Regions from separate parts of the Homo sapiens genome. Here region 1 is linked to region 2. The links are chromatin contacts, found by Hi-C in ENCODE. All regions are on one chromosome and are shown on one strand. The core of a region is the stretch at or near the end of the contact, and the rest is flanking DNA. Distances in the headings are between cores, read along the strand shown.

Region 1 (7,115 bases), core at 4,564-7,063, 470 kb after region 2:
ACCTTGAGTTGATTTTTGTATATGGTATAAGGAAAGGGTTCAACTTTAATCTTCTGCATATGGCTAACCAGTTATCCCAGTACCATTTATTGAATAGGGAGTCCTTTCCCCAGTGCTTGTTTTTGTCGACTTTGTTGAAGATCAGATGGCAGTAGATGTGTGGTTTTTATTTCTGAGCTGGCTATTCTGTTCCATTGATCTATGTGTCTGTTTTTGTACCAGTACCATGCTGTTTTGGTTACTGTACCCATGTAGTATAGTTTGAAGTCAGGTAATGTGATGCCTCCAGCTTTGTTCTTTCTGCTTAAGATTGCCTTTCTCTATTGTTTTGAAGGTGTAGTAAGAGAAGAAACAGGCCAGTGGGGAAGCTATTCCTCAAGTCTAAGCAAGAGTTAGTATGGACCGGTCTGAGAAGTTAGCAGAGGAGATGGACAGGAATGGACAAGGCTGAGATACGAGAGGACCTGTGATTGTCTAGCTATGAGGAGAAAGAGAGAGAAGGGCCAAGGACAATGTAAAAGTTTCAGGTGGATGGTTGGTGTATTAATTGACAATACTATGGCCAGAAACCTTGTCAGATGATATACTTTGATTTGGGACAGTAATTGCAAATGTATGCAAATATATATTTATCTCTTACTCCCCTTGGGACTATAATAACCCTTTGAGAGCAGATATAATGCCCCCTCCATCTATCTCTAGCCTGCAATACAGTGTATGGCATATTGCAGTTGTCCAATATAATTTACAGAAAATTGAACAAATTTTAGTATTTTATTCATGTTGCACAAATATAGGTTGACTAGGCTAAGCCAAACTAAATTTTGTCTAGCACACTGATATTTCAATGTTTGAACATTAGTATTCAGGTGGATTCATTTATTTTGGGAAATTATTTTGGCTTCATCATGTCTAAAACTCTTGCCTGACCAGTTCTTGAAATTGTCTGTGTATTCCTCAAAGTACTTATAACTCTTAAACTTAAAAATAAACATAGAAAGGTGAGAAGAGCACATAGAAATGTGTGGACCTACAGATCCTTCAATTGCAGCTCACAGATGAGGATCAGGTCCATTTGAAACAATTAATGTAAGATCAGTTGAGACCATTGTGGATCGTCAGTGACCCTTCCGTTCCCTCGATTCTGATGCCATGACCTCTCCCGACTCACTGGACCCCTTCACATTCTCCAAGATGTCACCCGTAGGTTGCCAGGCAACGCTAACAAGGCTGGTCTTTACCCTGCAGTTAGGCATCAGCTGCTGTCATCATATTTTAAGTTATTATTACTATTTAACAAAACAATGGCTAAGGCTTGTGTAGCTCTCAGTGGGGTACCCTCTGTGGAGAAAATGCTCATGTAGATTTCCTGGGAAACTAATTTATTTTCTTTTCTTAAAACAGATCACAGTTAAGTCTGTAAAAGATAGAAAAGGTCTAGGATGGGGTGGAATGGAGTGTGGTGCTGGGCTGATGAAAAGACACAACACAGGCAGTCTTGAGCAGATAAATAATCAGTATGTGCAAATTATACATAGGAATGGAGCAGAAGGTACCTTTATTTTCTGACAGTTGCTAAGACTAACAGTGTTTTGGTAAATTCCTGAGTATAAGCCTGAACTTGAATTATAGACACTGTACCCAGGAGCCAAGCTTTCAATATTGAGGTTGGGCTCAACAAGCAGTATTTTCATTTCTTAGAGTTTTAGGGAATTTTTGTTTTTAATTCTTTACCAATGTCTGACTAACACAACCATAGCACAATTCCTTGATCATACTCTTTACTTGGTAAATATCTGTGGATTTGGGTTGTGAATATAACAAACTTTTTTGTTTTGTTTTGTTTTGTTTGTTTGTTTGAGACGGAGTCTCACTCTGTCACCCAGCCTGGAGTGCAATGGTAGGATCTCGGCTTACTGCAAGCTCCGCCTCCCGGGTTCACACCATTCTCCTGCCTCAGCCTCCCGAGTAGTTGGGACTACAGGTGCCCACCACCAAGCCCGGCTAGTTTTTTGTATTTTTTTTAGTAGAGACGGGGTTTCACCGTGTTAGCCAGGATGGTCTTGATCTCTTGACCTAGTGATCCGCCCGCCTCAGGCCTCCCAAAGTGCTGGGATTACAGGCGTGAGCCACCGCGCCCGGCCAACAAACTTTTTTCATTGTGCTTAGAGCTTGAATGTATCAAACAGTCAAGCGTGTATTTAAGCTTCTACTATTTGTCCTTTGATGTGCCAGAGACTCTAAGATACATAAAGAAGTAGAAGACCTGACTGTGTAATGAAGTGCACAACTTATTTGAAACCATAAATGAAACAATAGTTAACATTTATCGAGCACCTACTATCGGTCAGGCACAGTGATAAACACTGTTAGCCCCTGTCTCTGGTCTTTACAACAGCCCTCCATGGTAGATGTTGTTGCCTGTGTCATCCTGTCCAAGGTCACACAGCTGTTTATTGGGGGAATCAAGTTCTATACCAGGTTGGCCTGGGTCCAAAGCCCTCATATTTTTTCCTGTGCCTGCGGCACTAGCACACATGAATATATATATTTATATATATATATCTATGAATATGAATATACCTATATATAGGTATATATAAGTGCTAGTGTCACAGGCACAGGAAATATATATATATATACTCACATACATGTATATACACATATATGTATATTCATCTGTTCAGTCATTCATCTAATATCTATAAGAGTTTCACATATACCTGCGAGTGTACTCAAAGCATCAAAGAGAGGGAGAGAAAGACATTGCACACCTATTGGACAACACAAAGTTCTTGACTTGTTGGAGCTTACACTCCAATGGAAAGGAAGACAAGCAAGTAACCAAGCAAATAGGCACAAGGATGAGCAAGCAAGCAAGAATCTATAATATCTGATAGTAAAATATGCTATGACTAAACTGAAACAGGCTAAGAGGACAGGGAGTTAAAATGACCTGCTCCAGTTTTCATATTATAAACCCAGAATTGCTGACTTCTAGTCCAGGGTACTTGCCACTTCAGGATACCCTGGAAAAAAACAAAATCTCAAAGCATTCCTGATCATGGACATGGGATTTAGACTACATAATTTGCTAATTGTGTTTTCTTTAATATCACAGTATGATATTCCATTTAGAATTAGGACAAATAACTTTGAGATAGAAGAGTCAAACCAAAATCATATCTTTGTGATATATGTAACTTGACCATCTGCCTACTATTAGAAGCCCAATTCTTTGCTAATGTTGATAGCTGTGATAATAGTAGTAATGAAACAATAAACATTTTTGAGTGCATACTATATGATAGGTCCTGTGCTACTAGTAAAAACAACAAGAAACAAAAAACCTTGCTTTCGCCCAGTGTATTATGACTGAGAAGAGAAGCAGCACTAAAGGTCTTTAAAATTCTGTTGCCTATGCCTTATCTCCCACACCCGCCAAATAATGCAAAATTGAAAGTAGTAAAAAATTGCTGCCAATGCAAAGAGTAATTCTAATATTAAAGAAGAACAACCCAGGAAGACACAATCACTAACAAGCGTTAAAAAAAGGCAGAACAAACCCTTGTATAGAATCTTGCTGACAAGTGCTATTAAATATTAATTCTACAGACCGTGGAGACATCATTAAACAAACATATACACCCTGATGCTGAATGTGCACTGGTCCAAGCATTTGTTTTACATGTGGTTGTTGGCTAGGTGTAGTCTTTTGTGTTGCTTTACCAGGCAGAAGACAATTTTCCCCCTACTTCCATTAATTGTATGCTTACACATCACTGAAATTCTCATTGCCTTTTTGGTTATTTGTCTTGTCTTTGCCTTTCATTTAATTGGAAGGACATTTTTTAGGGAGAATGAAGGGAGTTACCTGTTTTAAGGCTGTCATGCATGGATAAAAACGTTTCACGTTTAGATAGTGATCTAGATTTAAGAATTTAGAGAAATTCAAGCACTGCATGACCTTTGCCAGTTTAATACCCCTTTCCAACTTCTCCTCAAGACTCTTTAATAAAGATCCTAAATATTAGGAAATAAGTAAAATTCTAACCCATAGAAACTAGCAAAGCTTACCTATTCAGTTTATTCCTAAAATAGGAATGTAATTTAAATACCATAGATGTGAAGGGATAACTGCACCATATTTGGAATCACAACCACAGAGCTGCAAAGGGCCTTAGCATTTAGTGCAGTGGTTCTCAAACTTTATTGATGTCAAAACATCCTTGTTAAGGTACAGTTTGTCACCCCCCACCCCCAGAGTTTCTGACTCAGTAGGACTGAGTAGAGGCTCAAGAACTTGTATTTCTAACAAGTTTCCAGGTGATGCAGATGCTGCTGGTTTGGGACCACAGTTTGAGTATCACTGATCCAGTGTAACCCTTACTTTTTACAGATCAGGAAACAGACTTGGAGAAGTTACTACAATTTTCCTAAGGTTACCCCTTAGCTAACAGCTAATTCTCCACTGTAACTTAAGTCTCTGGGCCCTACACCATGCTTTTCCCACTTTGCCGTGGAGAATTTTAGAGATATTATAGGAAGATCAGAACCGTGTTACTCTATCAGGTTTAGTCATTCTACTGAGGAATCCGAGAACCATTCAGTGGAAGAGTGGGAGGCCATCTAAGGGATTCCCCAGCCTTACTGCTCTCTTGCATGGCAATAACCAAGCTTTGGATGTGACATGTCCAGGGCTGCATCACTAGCCAGCGACTGAGCTGGAATAAAAATCTGGCTCTCCAGAATCCCAGAGTGGGCTCTCTCTGCCCCTCATCTCACCAGATGAGACAACCATGGTCAGGCTAATTTCTGTATTTTTAGTAGAGATGGGGTTTCACCATGTTGGCCAGGCTGGTCTCGAACTCCTGACCTCAGGTGATCTGCCCGCCTCAGTCTCCCAAAGTGCTGGGATTACAGGCGTGAGCCACCCTGCCCGGCCTACGCTGGTCTTGAACTCCTGACCTCGTGATCCACCCGCCCTGGCCTCCCATGGAAGAAGAGGTCCATGAAGGCAAAAGGCCCAAGAAGGCTGTAAGGCGGCCTGGAGAGCTCCCATACATGGTGTACCTTCTAGGTTTTGAAATGTAAATCCAGGCTATGGATCTCCTTGAAGTCTTCTTGAAAGTGGGCGATAATGGTCACCATTTTGTCAGTTGGTCCCAACGTCTTGCACAAGAGGCCGGGGCGGGTGGATCGCCTGAGCTCAGGAGTTTGAGAACAGCCTGGGCAACATGGCAAAGCTCTGTCTCCACTAAAAATACAAAAAATTAGCTGGGCGTGGTAGCGGGCGCCTGTAATCCCAGCTACCCGGGAGACTGAGGCAGGAGAATCGCATGAACCCAAGAGGCGGAGGTTGCAGTGAGCCAAGATTGCGCCACTGCACTCCAGTCTGGGCGAGAGTGAAACTCCGTCTCAAAAGAAAAAATAAATAGATAAAAACAAAGTAATAAACATGACCTTTTATGACTGCCTTGGCAGAAAAACACATGCAGTCCAAGCTGGCTTCATTATTTTCTACCTACTGTTATTTCTTCTGATTTTAACATAAATTAAAACGGAAACATTTTCGTGGGCTCCTCCAAGTACCGAAGGCCCCAGGCACGGTGCCACTGGTGCGTAATGGGAAGTGGGCCCTGGGTTGTTGGCGATTCAGCTCCGGGATTTGCATTGAAGCCAAGGGCCTTTGGGTCGGATTATGTGGGCAGCAGCCACCGCCAGACCGCCCTGCGCAGCTCTCAGGTGGAGCAGCCCAGGCGCCTGCAGAGGCCAGGAGCAGGGCGGCGGCGGCGCGCAGGGGAGCTGCCGCGCTCCGCGATTCCCGTGCTGCCCGGCGGGCCCCGCCGGCTGCGGGTGGCTGGAAGCGCGGCCCCCGGAGCTGGCGGCTGCGCCGGCGACCTGCATACGCCAGGGAGGCACGGCCCAGGCTCCCCGGACGCGGCGCACACAACAGAGGGGAACACGGCGCAGTTTTTTTTGCATACAATTATAGTGATGGCATCATTTTTTTTGAAACAAACTGTCCATAAATGTCACTGAAAATCCGGGTCTCCTTTTATTAAAACTGAAAAATGTGTATAAATGTAAATAACAAATGACTGATACAGGGATAAGAACACCACAGCGGCTGCTGGCGTCTCTCTTCTTTCTCTCTTTTTTTCTCTCCTCCTCATGTAATTTGCATTAATAAAGAGGCTGTTCCTTGTCGGAATGTGTTTCATCCGGTTTAAAATCCCAGGGCGATCCACTAGGAAGAGCTCTGGGAGAATCCAACTGTCAGAGCCGACAAGACAAATGAATCCCGGTGTCAGGAGCGTGTGGTTCAACGATGACAGATTGAGAAGAACTGTCCCCCTCTCGACAGGCGGGCTTCATTTTCAAATTAATAAATCTGAATAAAATATTTTTCCTTTCATTACGAGCGGAGCCTGTTTGACAGTTCCAGTGACAGGAGGGAGTAGCAGTGTTGATGAGAACAGTTTGCATGAATTCCACCTGGGCTTTTTCTGTTTTATTTTTACCTGCAATCTCTTCCCTGTTTGCCTCTCTCCTTACCCCCTCCTTTACCTCCCATATTTTCCTTTTCCCCTCCCTTCTATTCCATTCTATCTTCTGTTTCCCCTCATATTCTTGTCTCATGATCCTTCCCTACATTCCGTTCCCCTCTTCACTATTCTGGCTCTCTGAAATGTCACCTTCTTCTATTTTTTTTTTTCTTTTGCTATTCTTTTCATTCACCCGCAGGCTATTGCCCTGATTAAAGGCCAGAGCATTATTTCACTTTTAAAAATGTCCACAACTAATTATTATGAAATGTTTTCTTTATTCCTGTGTTTGCTTAGCACTGATCATATTATGATAATAGCTCAAGTCTAGGTTAGAGGAAATAGCCGATTTCTGTAATTTGTAATTCCACCTTAGGAAACAATCCTCATCATTTTCTCTTCACACAAAAATAAAAGCAACCCTTCCAAACAAACAGACAAAAAAAAAATCCCTTTGTTGTCGGTTTCCCTCCCAAAGCCAAAGGGATGAGATCGCATATAACTTAGGAATTGTACCTGCATTGGCAAATCTTAATGCATGGGGTGACAGGCTGTTCCTCCTAAATA
Region 2 (7,398 bases), core at 3,108-5,607:
CCCCAAAAAGGTAAATTCTATCTTATATATATTTTACCACAATAAAAAATTTCAACTAGAAAAATGTAATCATAACAAAATATATTTTTTACTTTCATCCCCATACTACCTAATTTCAATTTAAGGAAAAGCATTTCCCTCTTTATTTCTCCTTTTAAATTTCCATAAGTCTGTGGTTGTGCACTCATTGCCTTTCTTTGCAATGCTTGATCAGTCTAAATTTTTCATTTCCAAAATCACCTGAAGTACACAAATCCAGTACATGTGGAACGAAATCTTCAGACCTTTCCTGTGGACTAGCAGAGAGTGAGGTCTAACATAGCAAGAAGACAAATTGGCCCTTGAGCAGGGTCGTTTAGCTCCAAACATTGAGATCTATGTGTTCCGAGTGATAAGGACTCTGTCCTGTTGGAAACAAGGGTGAGGTCCTTTTAACAAGCTGTCTCCAGGGTTTCAGGGAAGCCAGTGCTCTGGTAGGATGGCGTCTCAGATCAATGAGATGGCTGATCTTTATGAAAACACCAGGACCCTTGGTGGTGATTTGGACTGAAGGAGATCCAGTGATTTAGTAAATCAGCAGAAGAGCGAGACAGTCTTTTTTACTACCCCTTCAGACAACCTCCCATAAAATAAATCACTCATCTAAATCCAGTTCAGTTGTCAGCAGCCAAGTCTTTGTTAAGAGGGAACATAAAAAGTGTTTTCAATTTTTAAGAAATTGAAAAGAATGTGTGGGTAGGGTGGGAAAGAGGGAAGTGATTAAAGGCAGAGGAGAGGGGTCCGGTGTTGGTTGACATTTTGGGGATGGAGGTGGCAGGGTCTAAGTCCCTGGTGGATATCCACACACCAGAGCACAGTCAAGAGCTGTTTTCATGGCAGAGTGCATCTGGTGAGCCCCAGGGGGACAGTGCCAGTTCCAGGTGTCTCCCAGCCCTGGCAAAGCAGGGCTTCGGGTTGTAACAGGGAAGGTGAAGATGAGCTCAATGAGGGTATGTCTAGATGTTTGAGCGTCATCACATATAATACCAGCATAACTGCTGGCTGTGCCCACATGCTCCTGGCTGCCAACAGGCAGCAAAAGAACCAACCCTGAACGTTGTTCAGAAGGAAATCCCAATTCCTAGGCCAAAAGGAAAACTACAGTATGGCTCTCACAAAACACGAGACCATCAAATGGAATGGCGAGCCATGTGGATCAGTGGTGGCCATAAAGAGCAAAGAGGACAAAAGGTGCAGGGCAGAAGCTTGGGCTCCGTGGTGAAGTAAAAAAGGATGAGAGGAAGGAAAGGAGGGAGGGAGGAGGGAGAGCAGGTAGCTGGGAAGGAGAAAAGAAGGAAGCCTGCACCCTAGACGCAAACCACAACACTACCACGTCATGATCTTCTCTCTTCAAACCTGAATATGTAATATTCTGCTACACAAAAACAAAATTGCCATAGTGGTGACGGCAAAAGGTTAGGAGGTCATTGAGGTTTATTTTGTGGACTTTTTTTTCCAATAAAATCCTTCCTTTGTAGGCTCAGGAGACTGAATGGGAAACTGCTCCTTTGGCTGATCTTTGCACAATAAGGATTTAGTCACGTTATTGTTTCTTAAATTTATTTACTTAAATCTCCGAAGCACTCTGAAGAACAAATTGCCACTAACAAAGGTTTCCTTAAGAAAGTAGATGGCTGCTGTAACCATGCCCTGAATACCAGGCCCTAAAGGCACCGAAAAGAATCTCGGGGCATCCAAACATCTGGCAGCAGCGCCCAGCAGCCTCTCCTTCACCTCTATGTGGTTGTTTCTCTTTATATGATAAATTTTAATAGCCTTATCCACAAAGAAATTTATGGGTCATTTACAAATTAGAAAAAAAAAAGAATCGCCTCTGAGCCATTAATAAATATAGTTGTTTCACTTTAGCTCGATTATTCAAAACATTGTGCTGGGGCAAAATTCTACTCTCTCATTCGCTCACTGAATCTCATGTCCAATATACTTCCTTCAGAAGAGGCCGTAAGCCCCCACGGCTGGCAGGAACATTCCCCACGAAGCTGAGGCTGGTAACCCTTCAGCTGGGTGTTAATGCCTTCAAGTGGGTCCACCTGGCTACTCCACACCCAACTGGTCCTGCATGCGGCCCAACACTGAGAGATTTTAGGACAACCTCTGGTCTCAACAACAACAGCAAAGCAAAAAAGAATGATGTCCTATTAATGGTCAGGACTTGCCTTGCCAGGGCTAGTGTTAAGCACTGCCTACTTGAGCTGACATCAAGTATCCTACCTCCTCCAATCACATGGGTACCCCAAGCGGCCTCATTCATTCCATCAGCTTATTCCTCCAGCCAAACTCAGTGAGGTATGAAAGAAGGGAGAGGCAAGGCAGAGAGACAGTTCTGATCCTCGCTCCTCCAGGAGCTACACAGGTGATCACGCACACATCACTATGAATATTTCCCATATACCTAATATTAACCTCTGAGAATATTTCCTCTTTCCAACCCCTCTCAGTTTCATGCCTCTGCTCCATCTTTTTAAAACACCATCTTTTTAAAATAGTCAATGGGAAGCACAAACAATTTCACACAAACTCTACACACCTCCTAATTAATACATTTCTTGGCCTTCAAATCTAACTGGTTTTAAATAAAATAAGAAAGGAAATTGTCAAGGCTGGCAAAGAACACTGAAAGGATAAACTGCAAGCCCCTACCCGCCATGGAAGTTTCAGGAGGGTTGCAAAGCTTAAAGCATAAAGCATACTGCCTCTTTTCTTTCAGGTATGAAGGATACATTTAATTGGGCGCAGTGGTGGTGGGTTGGCTGGGGCAAGAAAGTGTTAGTATTTCGCTTAGCTTTCACATCATTTTGTGAATCCTGCAAATAAATACTCCCTAAAAAGAAATTTGAATTCACTATGAGTTAATAGACTTAGTTTCTAAATGTGGCCAATTAGAAATTGATAAGATAGATACAATGCACCACGGCATAAATATTGCTTGCATTTACACTTAGAGTTCAAGACACATAAATAGGTCCCCAATCAGAGTTCTGAAGAAAACAAAAGAATGAAAAGAAAAGGGCGGGGGGGGGAGGGCGGCGGGTAGAAAAACCAACAACAGTCATTTCCAAATTACACCCTTTAAATTATACTCAAATTATGAAAATAGAAAATGATTGTGCAAAAACCCAAAAAAAATTTTTTTAAGGAACAATATGAACAAGGGAAAACCTTAAAAGAAAACCATCTTGCACTATTTTGCATAGAAAATTCAGTTCTGGTGGATTTGGGCTGTGTCTGTAATGCTTGGAGGGGACAGGGATGGACCAATAAACAACCTTGCATGCTCATATTTGTAGCCAGCGCAAGGAGAATCCAAATATACCACTATTAAGAATGGGTGTTGGGATTCACTGATACACAAACTGTTCAGCTCGGCGGTTAAAAAAAAAAAAAAACACCAACATTAAATAAATAAATGAAAAGGGTGATATGTCTAAGCAGAACTGATGCTACCTATTTATTGCTGGAAGCCAGTACTCTGGTGAGTAGGAGACAAAATGATTATTTAAAAGCTCCTTTTTATCTCTGCAGCACCATGCAAGACTCAAATGAACCTTTCGCCAGGACACCAGAGATGTTAACACTCATCCTCCAAGATCCAATTTCAACCAGCGGAGCTGTTACCTAATCCAGCAACCATCACATATGATCAGGTTCCTGCTTCCCTGATGGGTGCCCTGCGCTCTCTCCCTCCCCCTCATCTCTTCCCTCCCCACCCCAGCAGCTTTTTTCTGAAATAGGTTTTAAAGGGCCAAATCCCTTGTTTGTCCTCATGCATATAGGGTTTTAATGGCCAGGCAGGCCCGGACGCGTCCACTACCCGAAAAATGTCATTGATTGCAGTGGATATGCAATCTGCAGAGGGGTTGCGCCCATGAAGATATTTAACCCATTTGGTAATCATTCTTACAGAAAGAGTTTCCTTCCCACAAATCCACCCAATTATGGAAGAGACCAGTTGAGACAGGTAGGTGATTTATACAGGAATTGTCACAAGTCCTTTAAAAAGCTTCTGATGTCACATGTACCTTGCTGCCATCGCTTGCCCTGGGGTTAATTCTTTGGTAAAAGTCCTAAGATAAAGGGACTGTCACAGCATTGTGGGAGCTGCTCTCACCACTTGTCTCCTGCTGTTCTTTCTTTCTTTTTCTTCACACAAGGAGAAAAACAAACCAAACCCAAAGGCATAGTCAAGATCATCCTTGGCGGGAGGGCCGTGTGGCGGGTTGTTTTGTCCTTGGCTGAGTGACGTGGGTCCGGAGCAGCTCCAGCCAATGCCCACTAGAGGGCACTCTTTCTTCACCAAGGACTGGTTCTCCAGGCGGGCGGACAGTCAAGTGTCCAGGTTCATGCTGGGGGAATGCCTCTGCTCAGATTCAAACTTCCACAGGTGGGGGCAGGTTGGGAGGGGAGGAGGGCAGATCTACAGGGAGGGTGGTCTTCAGATTTGGACAACAGTCCAGGGGCCCAAAGCTGAGCTGAGAGAGAGAAACAGATAAAGAACAAGACAGAAAGCAGAGGCAGGTGGTCTGGGGAAAGGCACAAGGTAGCCTCCCAACGGTGTGTGCAAAAAGGCAGGCTCTCTCTGGCTGATCTCTTTGTTTGATTTGTAGGCACAAACCTCCATGCAGAGTGTTCTATTGCCCAGGAGCTCAGTCTTTACCACATCCTACCAGAAGAGTTAGAAAAGAGAGACCAGCTCTCCCCGCCTCATTCCCAAGTCAGCTATGCAGTTTTAGGAAAAGAGCAAAATGCTTGCTTCCTGAGAGCATCAGAGTTATACCTTTTATTTGTTCATAAAGTACTTGCACGCACTGAATTACATCACCTTACAAAACATGAAGTAATGTTCCAAACTTACATAGCAGATAACCGAAGATTATAAAGGCAAAGCACATTTCCCCAAAATCAAAGCAAATGAGACACAGCCGACACTGAACTCTAGATCTTTAACTCTCAGACACTTCAGTCCTCTACAATATTGGAGTTCTGAATCCTTTTCACAACAGGCAGCTACATGGATGTGATATCTATTCTGTGCGTGTGTGTGTGTGCGCGCGCACACACACACACACACACACACACACACACACACACACAGTCTCTTCTGATGCCCAAGGCACACCGATACTCTGGCCAAGAAGAAAACAATCAGATAGTAATGGAAAGAAGGAAGTTTTTTCTATTGATTTCCTAATTTCTTTTAATTTCTCTAAATCTGGTCCTTTCCCATTACCTCTTTCCACCATCATGGTTAGAGCCACTGTATTGGGTGATAGAATGCCCTCTTCTTTCTCAGCCACAGAAATCCACTTACTACAGTCCTATTTCATTTTAAATCTCAGCTCAAAATCCTTCATGAAATCTGCCCTGACGAGAAGAGCCGAAAATGATCTCTAAGCCTCTGAGGCACCAGGGCACGTACTGCCTAGACCACAGCCATGGGGCATCTCAGGACATGCCAGGGCACACCTACCATCTTGCCAGCAAGACTGTGAACTCCTGAAAGGCGGTTCCCCACACAACCTCACAGGGCCCCTGACACTAAATGTCTGTTCCAATATTTCTTAAGAGCAATATAATAAAGAATCAAGGAGGGAAGATACGGGCTGGTGAGATCCAAGGATCTGTGCCTCAGCTTCCTGTTCTCAGCCAGGCAGCCAATTCCCTGTATGTGCTCTCTTTCCCCCTGCATTCCAGTTACAAGTTGTACCAGAGCCAGCATGCTGTTGGGTAGAAGGCTGTTCTCTCTGCCACCTCTTCCATATCCACTTCAAAAAACTGTCAAATCTGCCTTATCAAATCTGACAATTCTAAACAAGCAAAACTACACTGGCATTAAGCCAGAGCTTCCTGGACCCAGCCTGGTATGACCCCAGGAAGCCAACATTACCGGTGACAAAGGCTCTGGGTGCTGGGAAAGGCCTGGTTCCTGACTGGTACCTGGGGAAGAAGCACTCTGTGAGGGCTGACAGGGCCTGGCAGCCAAGGGGCCACATAGAGGTTGTCTCCACAAACAGGCCCTCTGAGGAACGCTCAGTGCAATCAAACAAATTACTGCTCAAGTACCTCCAAGGTGACAGGAATGAGCTGGATCCTGGGACCTTGGATGACCCAGATATGGGCTCCGACTTCAAGAAGCCCATGGTTTACGCTCCTCCAGTCCCTCGGACACAGGACACCAACTGCTTTGAGGCTTGTGGGTACATGAGATTGCCAGGGTGGGTGGATAACAACTGAAAATCTGAAGATTTGTGTGCATCCAACTGATGCACATACACTTCTTCCTCTGATTTTGTTTACTTCCTATAAGCACAATATATCCACAGCCCGGAACCTCCTCAAGTTGAAAAATAACTATGCTCTAATTTGATTCTTCTCAACCAAAGGTGGGACCCAAATCTTCTGTTAGTGTCTTGAAACTCAGGGCAGCAGGTCCTCGTGTTCTTCACTCCTTATTCTCAATCTCTCTGTTTGATGTGAAATGCCTTTTTTAATGGTGATTTTTAAAGAGTTATTCATCAAACAAATAGAAATGACTGATGATTCTGTTTTCTAAATTTTACAAGTCAGCATTACTGATAGGTGTCAGTCAGCGCTTCTGATTATACAGGGAAAGCAGTTACCACCCGAGTTGACACCTTCCAGCCCCAAGTGGAGACCCTGGATGCTGCAGTAGGCCTGGAGCGGCCTCTTCAGATGAGAAGCTGTAGTTTAAGAAATCTCCAAATGTTGAAAGCCACCCTTGTTCCCCCGGGTTGTCTCTCAGCCCTCTAGAATCTCAGAGACACCGAGGTGGGACTTAATCTAGGTCCAGGGTTTCTTAAAGTGGGGGATTTGTATTGAAGGTAAGATATTATTGTTTTTAAGCCATTCCAACTGTTTTTCTTGGTTTGCCAAGCAGGTAGGCCAAGTTCAGGGATTTGAAGGATTTAGTAAATGAACCAAGTTCAGGGATTTGAAGGATTTAGTCAAACAAAGGCAAGAATTTGCGGCCCTCAAATGTTTCAGCCCAGGAATATTTATTGAGCATTTACTATGGTGCCAGGCACCGTGCTGACTTTCCAAATAAACGTGGTCCTGCGAGGAGCTCTTAGATTCACTCGTTTTTCACATTTAGCCAACAGCCACAATGTGTAAAACTTTGTGTGAGGTTTTAGGGCAAGAGATGAAAACAAAATTATATGACACTCTTGAGACAGTTTTAGGTTTTTGTTTGTTTGTTTATGTTTTGTGGTTGTCTTTAGAGAAACACACCAAGTTTTTCTTGTCATCTTTTTCCCTGGGTTAGGTTTTGGCGGTTCTGGTCACGTGCATTTTCTACTTCTCAGGGGATGCATGGGCATG

The links. Hi-C counts contacts between places; a loop is a spot of excess contacts on that map. Pooled maps may share reads with other maps.
Region 1: a loop to region 2 is called in a map of MCF 10A, with 7 times the contacts of the local background. The contact joins two enhancer-like sites. A Hi-C loop is called at or near these places in 5 of 168 maps with a recorded cell type or tissue (A673, MCF 10A, Right ventricle myocardium inferior and 2 more) and 8 of 50 pooled maps.

Annotation. Positions count from the first base shown.
Region 1 is chr1:164,320,134-164,327,248 of GRCh38, reverse strand. No RefSeq gene overlaps it. Among named protein-coding and RNA genes, the nearest start is that of PBX1, 240 kb to the left of the region's middle. Within about 2 kb of position 5,813, at least 7 of the 41 ENCODE cell types and tissues checked have a DNase peak (open chromatin) inside an H3K27ac peak, as active enhancers do.
Region 2 is chr1:164,784,435-164,791,832 of GRCh38, reverse strand. The region is part of intron 2 of PBX1 (PBX homeobox 1); the gene reads right to left. Among named protein-coding and RNA genes, the nearest start is that of PBX1-AS1, 13 kb to the right of the region's middle. Within about 2 kb of position 4,357, at least 14 of the 41 ENCODE cell types and tissues checked have a DNase peak (open chromatin) inside an H3K27ac peak, as active enhancers do.